Linked DNA regions of Homo sapiens: all the other regions are linked to region 3. Evidence: read pairs that join two places in POLR2A ChIA-PET (ENCODE). Cell type or tissue: GM12878. All regions are shown on one strand. Each heading gives the region's core, and the rest is flanking DNA. Links, peaks and the distances in the headings are about the cores only.

What was found. Peaks named below come from ENCODE experiments on the same cell type or tissue, not always from the same donor. Only the 100,000 strongest peaks of a DNase experiment are listed, where the experiment ranks them.
Region 1: POLR2A ChIA-PET joins it to region 3 with 6 read pairs; 2 of 35 experiments call an interaction of 5 or more read pairs at or near these places.
Region 2: POLR2A ChIA-PET joins it to region 3 with 5 read pairs; 3 of 35 experiments call an interaction of 5 or more read pairs at or near these places.

What each region holds. Positions count from the first base shown.
Region 1 is chr17:48,438,748-48,441,247 of GRCh38, forward strand. It overlaps a transcript of SKAP1 not described here. Among named protein-coding and RNA genes, the nearest start is that of SKAP1, 9.8 kb to the left of the region's middle. In GM12878, for the core only: no CTCF peak of the experiment used is centred there; DNase peaks (open chromatin) are centred at 949 and 1,439; H3K4me3 peaks cover 544 bases; H3K27ac peaks cover 2,121 bases.
Region 2 is chr17:48,515,884-48,519,103 of GRCh38, forward strand. No RefSeq gene overlaps it. Among named protein-coding and RNA genes, the nearest start is that of HOXB1, 14 kb to the right of the region's middle. RefSeq lists an enhancer at 645-1,155. In GM12878, for the core only: no CTCF peak of the experiment used is centred there; a DNase peak (open chromatin) is centred at 1,814; H3K27ac peaks cover 550 bases.
Region 3 is chr17:48,304,444-48,311,051 of GRCh38, forward strand. All of the region lies in intron 4 of SKAP1 (src kinase associated phosphoprotein 1), which reads right to left. SKAP1-AS2 (SKAP1 antisense RNA 2) reads left to right here. Exons shown (of 2, transcript NR_131240.1): 2 at 2,888-3,386. Among named protein-coding and RNA genes, the nearest start is that of SKAP1-AS2, 13 kb to the left of the region's middle. In GM12878, for the core only: a CTCF peak has its summit at 3,556 (motif pointing right); a DNase peak (open chromatin) is centred at 3,578.

The DNA.
Region 1 (2,500 bases), core at 1-2,500, 130 kb after region 3:
GCAAAGAACCAATCAGAAAGAAGATCATATCCTAGGAGTCTGTAGTCCCTTTAGTCTGGAGAGCTGCCAGCAGGGCTAAGCTCTACAGAAGGGCTGGGGTTGTGGCAGACGGACACGACTTGGGGAGTGTGTGGGAGGGTTGATGGCCTAGAGATGAGGCTAGTGAGAAAGAAAAAGGGAAAAGAGAGTGAATGAGAAGTTGAATGAAAAGATAAATAAGTGGAGAAATAGAAAACATCATAAAGAAGTCTTCATAGTTTGAAGGATTAGAAACTAAATCAAACAGATCCACTTCATTTCCTGAATTGTAATTTCAGGCTATACCATGTTCTACCTCCAAGGACAATTGAGTAGCTTCAGGGAATGGCTGTAAATTCCTAAAGAAAAGTGCCTTGTGGATCAAGCTGTTCCTATCTGCTGCTGTACTTTTTAGCATCTGCACTTTCAACACAATGACACTTCTTATTGAGTAATATGTGATATTTTGCATCATGAGACTATTGATGCAGAATTTCCTTTTTCAGAGCTCAATATTCCAATCAAAGCCTGTTGCATCACATCACTGAGGCCATCCACTTAATGACAAATTGTAAGATGCATATTGCAGAATATTCATGTTCATTTTATGCTCACAGTGCTTGAAATCTCCTCTAAACAGCCTCTGCTCTCAGCCTATTAAGGTGCCCGTGTTATCTACACTTCATTCAATGGTGTGGAAATAATTGTCTTGAGACGAAAGAAAAAATTGATGGTCACAAGCCAAGTCAGCACTTGTGTTCTTTTCTTACTCTGTTGAATCTGGTGTTATTTACCTCTTCCAACACCTGGGACTCCTGATAAGTCACTCCCATGATAGCTTTTTCCAGGACAGTGCTATGGGGTCTTTAGAATAAGTAGGGATCCTTCATAAGCTATATTGTTATCAGCACAATTCATGCAGCTACCAGATGTGCAAAATAGAAACCACCAAGGGCATTCAGGCAAAGGGGGCTTCCCCAGCTCCATATGGCCACTATGACATGTGCTCATGAGTTGGAGGAGGAATCAGAGAAAAAATGAGATGCACTAAACATGAGGGCCTGTGTTCTTGCGAGAAAATGCTTATATTCTGACAATGTTGGGGCCCTTTTTTACTGCCCTTCATCTGCTATCCCAGCACCTGCACCCTATAGCCTGACTCCCTACAAACCTGGCTCTACTAAAAAGACCTTCCTGTTAGAGACAGGTGGGCCCTTTTCTTCATCTCTTCCCCTTCCTCTTATCTCTGGGACGAAGCACCAGGACGCGGGCTGGTGGAGGAGAGCAATTGCCCCTGGCAGCTGATAGTTCAGCAATGCGGCCTGCGACTTTGCCTTTAAATATCAACCACATGCACAGAAAACACCCTGGCAGCCTGAGAGGTTTCCATGGTGACAGAATGCAGGCCATGACCTCTGTAAATGTAATCAGAGCACTGGGATTGGTGTGCAAGACAGGTTTAATTTCTCCTGCAATGGAAGCTCTGTGGTCCTGGCCCTACATAGGCTTCATACGTTGACAGACAACCTGTTTATCTCCACCAGGGCAGCTCTACATATGGCAGTTCCCTCTGCCCCAGAGCTGCTTCCTCTACTGTCTGAGCAGGCTGCAGGATGTAGAAGGTCACTGAGGACTGGGACAACAGTCATATCAATATCTGGCATCCTTGCGCAGTGTCCTTGGGAGGTGAGACTGTCCCTTATACAAAGAGCAGCTGTGGCGTAAGGGTCTGACCAAGGACTCAGAAGATTGGCCAAGGTTTTCATCCCTGCTGTGCCACCAACCTTGTGACCTAGGGCAAGTCATTTAACCTCCAACTTTCAACATCTTCACTCCAAGGAGAAAATGCCTGGGAAAGGGAAGGCCAAGGGCTTCCAAAGTCCGCAATTTAAGATGGTACCCAATAATGGTTAATGTGAGGATCCTCCCACCCTCAGTGGACTCATACCCCAAGAAATGAATGCTAGTCACTGGTGTCAGTGCTGCCAGTGGTGAGGGGAAGGCTCACTGTGGGAGAGGCTCAGCAGGACTTCCCCACCTCTATCCTGAATTGGAACAAAACCAGGATGCATTTTTTCTAAGCCAGCCCAGAGTAGTAGACTAGAGTTTTGCACTAAACTGACAGGAAACAGACAGAGGCTCAGAGGGAAATGTAGCTGCATCAAAGGAGGACCCCACAGCCTCTTTCCTTAAACTCCATGCAACCTCAGCAAAGAGTTTCTTTGGTCACTTGGATGCTAGCACCCCGATTCCATTTCTAATTCACATGAGATGCTGGCCGACTTCAGTTGCCAGTTATCCTGCTTCTCTGATTCTTTCACTTTTCCAGTATAGTGTTCTAAAAAACAAAAACAAAAACCAAACAAACAAACAAAAAAAGATTTGGACTAAGATGAGATTCATAGGGTTGCATGAAACATTTTTCTTCCCAGAGGGAGCTGGTCCATAAGATTCCCCTTGCAGAATGAGATTCAACAAGGAA
Region 2 (3,220 bases), core at 697-3,196, 210 kb after region 3:
GAGAGAGGAAAGAAAGAAAGAGAGGAAGAAGGAAGGAAAAAGGAAGGAAGGAAGGAAGGAAAAGGGAGGGAGGAAGGAAGGAAGGAAAGAAGGAAGGGAGGGAGGAAGAGAGAGAAGGAGGGAGGAAAGGAGGGAGGGAGGAAGAGAGAGAAGGAGGGAGGAAAGGAGGGAGGGAGGAAGAGAGAGAAGGAGGGAGGAAGGGAGGGAGGGAGGAATGAAGGAATTACCTGAACAGCAATGGAAAAGAGGAGTGGAAATAGTTAGCTTCCCTAGCCTAGGTCATCTGCACTTCCTTCCCTTGAGATAACAGGGCCTCTCCTTCTCACCTGTCCACATTGTTTCTCTGCACTAATGCTCCTTTCCCTTCTCATAAATTACAGATTCTACTCGGCAAATGTTTGCTTGCCACAAATGGCTGCTGATGTGGCAGCTCCCTTTCTGAGCTTGGAGATTTGTATGGATTAAGGTATCAGTGACTGATGCAGCCCCAGAGCTCAAGTAGATGGACACAATTTGCAAGAGAAAGAGAATTCCTCTCATTTCTCACTCCCAGCCTGCCCCATAGTCCTTCCCTGCCCCGGCTATCCTGCTTATGTCAATAGAAACACAGTGCTAGCTCAAGGGATATAGTATTCTCACTGTATTAGAATTTATCTGATTATACAATATTTTCTATTCAGTTCTGGATACCTCATTTTATAGAATATATTAACTAAGGAAGGAAGAACAGAGTGAGGAAAGATCTGGAAATCAGGTCTCAGGAGGAACAAATGAAGAAATTGAGAATGTATATTGCTCAACAGAGGGAAAGACCTATGGGCACACAGGACAGCTGTCTTCAAATATTTGGAGAGGTAGCGTAGGGAAAAGGAGTTAAGAGTTATTGTGTTGGCTCCAGAGGGCAACAAAGAAGTAGAATCAATGGGTGTAAGTGCCAAGAAGGCAAACTCCCATTCCATATAAAGAACCATTCTATCATTTACAGCAGCCTAACATTATGGGAGTCTTCCTTATAAATAGTGATCTCTGCCAGGCACAGTGGCTCATGCTTATAATCCCAGCACTTTGGGAGGCTGAGGAAGGCAGATCACTTGAGGTCAGGAGTTCGAGACCAGCCTGGCCAACATGAAGAAACCCCGTCTCTACTAAGAAATACAAAAATTAGCCAGGCATGGTGGCGGGTGCCTGTAATCTCAGCTACTTGGGAGGCTGAGGCAGGGAGAATTGCTTGAATCCAGGAGGTGGAGGTTGCAGTGAGCTGAGATTGTACCACTGCACTCCAGCCTGAGTGACAGAGCGAGACTCCGTCTCAAAAAAAAAAAAAAAAAAGAAAACAAACAAAAAACCAAAAACCCACCATCTCAGTCTTCTTGTTTTTTGAGACAGGGTCTCACTCTGTTGCCCAGGCTGGAGTGCAGTGGCGCTATCTTGGCTCACTGCAGACTGCCTCCTGGGCTCAAGCGATCTTCCACATCAGCCTCCTGAGTAGCTACAGGTATGCACTACCATGCCTGGCTAATTTTGTTCATTTTTTTATAGAGACAGTCTCCCTATGTTGCTCAGGCTGGTCTTGAGCTCCTGGGTTCAAGGGGTCCTCCCACCTTGGCTTCCAAAAGTGTTGGGTTTACAGGTGTGAGCCACTGCAACCAGCCTCCAGCTGAGATTTAAAGCCTGCCTCAATTGAAAGGAGAGGATGGAAGAGGGCTCCTCTAGGTTTCCACATGACCCAAGAGAAGAATCTGAGTTATTTCTCAGGGACTGGGCAAACATTTACACTCGTCACCAAAAACAAAACTGAGAATTAAACTTAAAGGTTCTGGGAAGGATAAAAAGAGGGAAGTGGGTATTTTCTTGTTTACTAAGGGAGGAATCCGACTTTGAGAGCAACTCAGCGCCTGCCCAATGCAGAGGTAATACTGAAAAAGAGGTTTATGGTATCTATTAAATTAAATGGAAACCTAAGGCATTGTTTTTGTCTGGAGATTTGTGTACAAGAGGACTAGAGGAAGAAAAAGAATAAAGCAAAATCTGCATTGAATTTTTTTCCAGTCTCCCATATTCCTTTGATTTTGAAAAAAATAAAGAGGTCAGATGTGGCTCATGCCTGTAATCCCAATGCTTTGGGAGGCCAAGGCAGGAGGATCACTTGAGCCCAGGAGTTCAAGACCAGCCTAAGCAACATAGTGAGAGCCCATATCCACAAAAAGTAGAAAAAAATTACTCGGGTGTGGTGGTGCATGCCTGTAGTCCCAGCAACTTGGGAGGCTGAGGCAGGAGGATTAGCTTGAGCCCAGGAGGTCGAGGTTGAGGTTGAGGCTCAAATAGAAACTCCAGAGGGTGGAAGAGAAAGAGACTGTTTTCTCATAATTAACAATACTTGTCTCCCTCGCCAGCTTTCTCTGGTTATGCAGAAACCAGGTCTGCAAAACTGTGTACAAGGTCAGTTTGTTTTCTGACTGAGAACACAAGGAACAATGCTTGTGTTTTCATTTGTTTGCTTGTTTGTTTGATTTTGAGATGGAGTCTTGCTCTGTTGCCCAGGCTGGGGTGCAGTGGTGTGATCTCAGCTCATGGCAACCTCCGCCTCCCAGGTTCAAGCAATTCTCCCTGCCTCAGCCTCCCAAGTAGCTAGGATTACAGGTGTGCACCACCACACCCAGCTAATTTTTGTATTTTTAGTAGAGACAGGGTTTCGCCATGTTGGCCAGGTTGGTCTCGAACTCCTGACTTCAGGTGATCCACCCACATCGGCCTCCCAAAGTACTGGGATTACAAGCATCAGCCACCATGCCTGGCAACAATGCTTGCTTACAGATAGGTCTGCAAATGTGTAAGGGAGGCCAGCAAGTCTGCAGCAATGTGTCCAGGTGTGGATTTCAATGGGTTTTCAATGGGTGTAAAACGTGCGAACTGTGGGTGGGAACCTGCAAGCACTCAGAGTCTTTCAAAGTCATTTTTTGTAATTCCCATTTCCAACATCCAGATTACTGGATTTGAGTGTTCTGAATGGAGACCCCATGCTGGATTCAGGCCTTGCCCCATCCCAGCCCACCTATCCTCCAGGGACGCCTTCCTGCTTTGCTCAGACTCTTTCTAGTCCAGCGTCTCTCCTGCCCTACTCAAGTGTGGGGATTGAAAATTGAGTTTTGGGGCTGGGCACAGTGGCTCATGCCTATAATCCCAGCACTTTGGGAGGCTGAGGCAGGTGGATCACTTGAGG
Region 3 (6,608 bases), core at 2,215-4,714:
TGATGTAGAAGTTATAGAAGGTAGTGTAGAATTGTGTAGAAGACAGAGACAAGCTCATCTCCACTTCTAAAAATTAGAGCTAATGGGCTTCTGCTGTATCACGAGAGACTCAGACTAAACATGAGCAACACAACCTGATAGGAACAGCCATTAACATAAAGTGGCTTTTTAAAGGATATAATGAAACATCTTTCTCAAAATATCAACTAAACAGAAGTAATTATTCATCTTTCTGAGATACTTTAGATGTAGTATTTGTTTTCCAAAGACAAGCTATGGGAAGTCTTGTTTTCCAAGGCAGGTTTCAATTCTTTAGTTACACAGTATTGAATTCAAAGTAGTAACCCTACCATTGGAGCTAGGAAGTCATTGAATTAAAAAATTTCTTTAACAAAAAGAATTCCCTTTACTCTGCATTCTCACCAATATCTGTTATCTTTTGTCTTTTTAATAAAATCCATTCTGACTGGGAAAATTTTTTTCTTTAATAGTAGTAATGAACTAGAGACCATCAGGTTCAACTCCTTATTCTGTATATTGAGAGGCAATATAGTATAGTGCAGGGATTGTCAAACTATGACTTGGGCAAAATCTCACCCACACCATTTTTTGTAGGTCTTAGAAGCTTAAAATGATTTTTATATTTCTAAATGGTTGGAGAAAAATCATATCTTGACATGTGAAAATTATATGGAATTCAAGTGTCAGTGTCAAGTTTTTGTTGTTGTTGTTGTTATTTATTTGTTTACTTTTAAAGAGACAGGGTCTCACTTTGTTGACCAGGCTGCTGGAGTGCAGTGGTACAATCATGGCTCACTGCAGCCTCAACCCCCTGTACTCAAGTGATCCTCCCACCTTGGCCTCCCAAAGTGCTGGAATGACAAGTGTGAGCCACTGCACCTGGCCTATAATAAAAGTTTTAATGGAACACAGCCACAATCATCCATCTACGTATTGTCTAAGGCCACTTGCACACTATGATATATTTGCGCATTTGCTGCTCTTGAGACTGTATGGACCACAAAGCCTAAAGTACTTACTATCTGGCCCTTTATAGAAAATGTTTACTGACCTCTGGTCTAGTGGCTGAAGGACGTAAAGTCTAAAGCTAGATTAGCTGGGAGTGATGCTGGAAAAGATGGAGTGCCTCACTTTCCTGTTCCCTGAGTTCCAGTTCTGTCAACTGGGAACAATAATGGTACTTATCTGATAGGGTTGTTGTGAGAATTAAATGAAAGTGTTTAGAACACTAGTGCCTGCTATAAAGTAAGGATTCAGTAAATGTGAGATATTTTTATTATTACACATGAAGAAACTCTGGCCTACAGAGATAAAGTAACTTCACAAGTTCATAGAATTTGCTAGAGGCAGACTGGGAGAATTTCCTGATTCTTGCTTACATTATATTGCCTTTTTTATTTTCAATATGGCCTGACCAAAAAAAAATTGTTGTGGCTTTTTTGTTGCTGTTTTTAAACTACCTCATGGGCTCTCTAAATGAAAACTTTAGTTTCACCAGACTCTTCTCCTATCAATCCTGTTACCTGTAGTTGCCCAAAGACAAGTTGTGGAACATTTGAGATTTTCAAGTTATACATAAAGCTTCTAGAAGTTAAAATTTTCTTTATTCTTTCTAAAACAGGATAATAGAGGCCTCTACAACTCAAATCTGACAAATGTGTTAAAAATTTTTGTTGCTGCAAAACCTTCAGAAACAAATAACTGAAGTATGTATAGAGACCCCAGGATCTGAAAAGATGGCAGATTAGTCCATGAGCATTCAAAGATACTTGTTATTCCCAGTATAACATATCCCATTTTCTCTGGTCATTTTTTTTCTTTATTAACTCTTGTACATTACCAACACAACCCCAGATTTTGCTTATTCTATGAAACCTCCCACACCTAGAATGTCTACTTAGTGGTCCTGGACAACCACCTTTTTCAAGGCTTTGTTCATAAGAGGACTTACTTCATTAAATCCACTCCCAGTTGGTCACTCCATTACGCCACATTTCCTTGTCAGTTGGTACACAATTTTAAACAATTATGCATTTGTCACTGCTGTCTAATTGTTCTCTAGTTTTTCTCTTTCTAAATAATATATCTTGCAACAAAACTGTAATTCCTTATAACCAGTTACACACCTTTTTTAAAAAAAATCACCCATAGTACTTAGTTGAAGTTATTTACCATAGTAGGTATTCAACAAATGCTTCTTGCATTAATAAATGAAGAACCACAAATACATCCTATGAACAGAATTTCAATTTTAGAATGAATCAATAACACCTTTAGACTACCATCAAGATTGTGAAAGTGATAATTTTTGGTACATGAATTTAAAGATCATCTAAATTAAACCAAAAGTGTAAAAGTACCTTCATTAAAATGGAGACTACAACCTATAATAGAGAAATTAACTCTAGATCCCTAATGCTTATTACTCCTTTCGGATACATCATTCCATGACACTGGAAAATATTAGATCTGATAGGGATTTTGCAGGTAGCGGTAAAACCTTATGTAAGTATTTTTTTAATCCACCCACGAAGGATTATGTTGAATTCCCAGACAAGTATAATTTTCATCTGCATGTCTAACATACCTATAGCAACATTACTTAATATATGAGTATGTGAAGTATATTTTATTATAGTAGTAGACAAGCAAACTGAATGTGTCCCAGGAAGGGGTCTTTTCCATTAACTTTTATAAAGGCTTTCATTTCAAAGTTTCATTAACATCTGACAAGCAAGCTGAAAAAGCTTTGCTTAGAGCTTAGGTTAGGGGCAAAATGCATTTTGGTAGAACTATTCCAAGATTACACTGACTGACTGTGCGAGAATATACTAATTTGTTTTGTTTTGTTTTGTTTTGTTTGGAGTGTGGAGAAAAGAGAGAGAAAGGGAGAGAAGAGTCATGGACCCTACTTTATGGTTGCCATGGATGCAAGGTCAGCCTTCCACACTTGGATCTACCAGCAGAGTTCAGACAGGTCAACGTGTGACCGGCTCAGGCCCTGGGGTTAAAAGTTCAAGCAGCTATGGAAAAACCAATATGTCCACGCAGAGTATGCTGTACAATTTATTTCAATTTACATCAAGCCATGCATATAAAATTTAGATAAATTCCATTCAGATCTGATGTTGCCTGACACACAATGTATGCAAACAGATGTCTGTGGGGCTTTTTCTGTGCTTTAGAAAACAACATTAAATTTAAAAATATGTCTCTGGGATTTCTTTATTGAATTACAAAATGAACATAATTTTAACTTAAATGTTTTCATTCTTTTTTCCAATTTTTTTGTGTGGGGGTCTTAATAATTTCTCAGTTCTCAATCTACTCTATGTCATATTAAAGAGGATAATGTATATTTACAACTACAGCTTCAGTGTTATTGTAGTTATAGATTCTATTTATATCCCTTACCACTTTCCGCAAATATTTAGTGATTGATATTTCTGATTTATCTCTGGTTTCTAGCCTCATCTCCATTCCTTTCTACTTTGAACATAGCAAGTCCTGGAGGCTGCTGGGTCGTCTTCCAGCCACAAGGTGGCTCCCCCAATCCCTTCTCTCAAGCCAATCGATGTACACCTTTGCTGAGTTCTCCAGGCGGACTACAATTCAGAGCTAATTATGATCTATAAATGCCATTATTTTCATTGTGAAGTAAATGGCTTATGACCAAGACCCTGGTACACTAAGATACAATGCAAAATTAGTCTTTAAAAATAGGAGAAAGAAAAATACCTTTGTATTTGCCTAATTTCTCTTCACCCATCCTTCCAAAAGTACAACTGAGCTATCCTTAGAGTAAAATAAGAAAAATAATAAAAGGCTCCAGAGGAACCTAATTTTGTTGTCAATGAACATAGTCATAGACTAGACAAGGTCAAATTTTAAGAAAAGTATACAACTTATTCTCACTTAAACTAGACCTACTTTTGGATTTGATATTTTACCACAAGAGAGTTTTGATGAGAAGACTTTGCAAAACTTTCTTAGAAGTCCCACATCATGCCATCATTGAAGAACAGTGATCTCCAATACTGCAAGGCTTTAAAAGGAGTGGAAATATTACATATTTCCTTTTTGTTGCTTAGCAAACATGTTGCATATTTCATAAATGTGATTTTTATAGAAGACATCATAATTTTCTACAGCTGAAATAGGCATAGAAAGACAAATCATTCATCCAATTACATGGAAGGTCTTTCTAAAAGTCTGAGTCCTAATTTCTCACAGTTTTTCATTTTCTGTTCTGGAGAGAAGCTATTTAACCTTTGGGCAAGTTTCGTTTTCCTTATCTGTAAAATGGAGATAAAAATAGGAACTATGCCTCATGGGATTTTTGCCAGGATTAAATGAGTTAATATACATAAAGCACTTACAAAAGTCCTTGTTACATAATAAAAGCCATATAAATGTTTGTTATTATTATTATTGTTTATTTGAGCTCAGTTCCTCCTTGACAAGTACTTCATGACACAATCACTTGAGAAAAATAAACTTTCATAGATTTCATAAAGACCTGAAAAGTATCATTTTTTTTGATACCTGAGAGCTCTGATCGGGGTAACTGACGGTGTATGGGCTTTTTCTTCCTCAAGAACTTTAAAAAATTAGCATTTTCATCCCAATTCATGGTATTACTTTCAATATGACACTAAAAAAAGAAACTGCTGATTTCCAAATCTCAAGCAGGTTTTAGATAACACTTTAAAAAATGCATCATTTTACTAAAGCAAAAAACAACCATAAGTAGTGGTTCTAATAACTTGGTTCCGATATTTGTATTGTAAATATTTTCATGTTACTTTTCCACTATATTAAAAAAAAAGTCTTTAGGAGCTTACTCATGCCAGAATATAACTTTGTTAAGCCTCTTGTTAAACTTAGAACGTATGAGTCCCCTGCTTCTAACATAAATAAATGTTTTGAATTCCCCAGTAAGCATGGCCTTGACAATTCTCAAGTAAATTTTCTAAGGATATAAATAATATCCTTAACTTAAGGTGGCCTGTAATAATTCAACCATGAGCAAAGGCTTATGTGGACACAAAATCCTGCATTCACATAAAACCTTGTTTGTATAAGGAAGGGTCTCTATGCACAGATATAAATATATACATATGTGTTGGTATATATATACATATATGTCCACATATATACTCTCTTGAAACCTCCCATCTATTTGGAAATACATATTCAGAGACCAAGAAAGATAATCAAATCCATTTTCAATAGCCAAGGAGAAGAGTATGACATTTTTAAATACCTGCTATACTGTCATGCAACTCTTTATTCTTTATTATGTCTGTCAGCTACTACTAGGTGCCTAGTAGACAAATGCTAGTTCTAGTCCTGACCATTTATTTCTATTTGGAATAATTTCAAGCCTAACTCTCTAGAACTACTTGAAAATGTTGTCTTGGTATGTTGGCCTTGCACCTTTAATGAGGCTTGGAATAAGGGAAGGTGGAAAGGAATCTTTGGGCAATGACAATTTGGCACCATTTTTGAGGGAAGCCTGTCTTGGTTTTGCCTGCACTTGCACAAATACTACTTCGAAAGACCCTCTTTCCATTCTGAGCAATATGGTTGCATTACCAAAAGCAATATCTTTTATCAGAAGCAGTTTTTGCTGCATGCACCAACTTTCACTATATTCTTAGCAACTCTTTCTTTTATGCCAGTTCCAGACATCAGTTAACAAAACCCTTTAACGAACAGATGTACTGAAGAAATGCATCAATTTGTTATTTGCTACAGTTTGGGGTGTCTGTCCTACGGGTTTTCTAGCCAAAGCCTTATATGTTTCCCAAGAGAAATTTACTTTCATGAGAGAAGAAAATTGAGGCAAATCACTGCTGTTAGACCCTGAAGTCAGAGACACTGGTTTGTTGTCCTTCTGTACATGTGAAGAAAAACTCCACAGTTACAGAAACAATTGTGGTTCCAATTCATCTCTCATTCTCTCCCAATGTGAAAAATTACAAATGAAACTAAATTTCTGTCAATAGAATGTGTATGATTACAGCTGTTCATATTTTCACTCTAATGAAGGGCTGCACATTTAATTGTAAGATTTATTAGAGACTGTACATTGCTATATACATGCAAAACAGTTAATCGACATCTAAAATGCTGGTTGTTTATTCTGACATTAATAATCATATTTCTTAATTTGAAACAAAAAGCATTTGGGGAAAATGTATTTTGTTTCCTCCAAATCGGAAAATAATAATTTCAATGTAAGAAATAAAAAGGCAAGAGAAAAAAATATTGATTTATGTATGTAAGGCAGGGGAACAATTAAAGATGCTTAAAAAAAAAAAGTCCATAATCCCCTATTCTGCTGGAAACAAGAGAGTTGATTGCCAGCTTTGTTTGATTTCACAGAGATCTCATACGAGGCTGGGTTCATAAACAGGTGAAATGATGGAGTTTATTGCAACACACATCAACACTGAAACTAAATAACTGTGTTGCCATCTCAGTCCCACTGAAAGACGGATGGTAAACTTGACCTGCCGCTGGTACTATCCGATTGCCATTTTTTATTCCCCCTTCGCCGCCCCCCCAGGCTGAGCCACGTT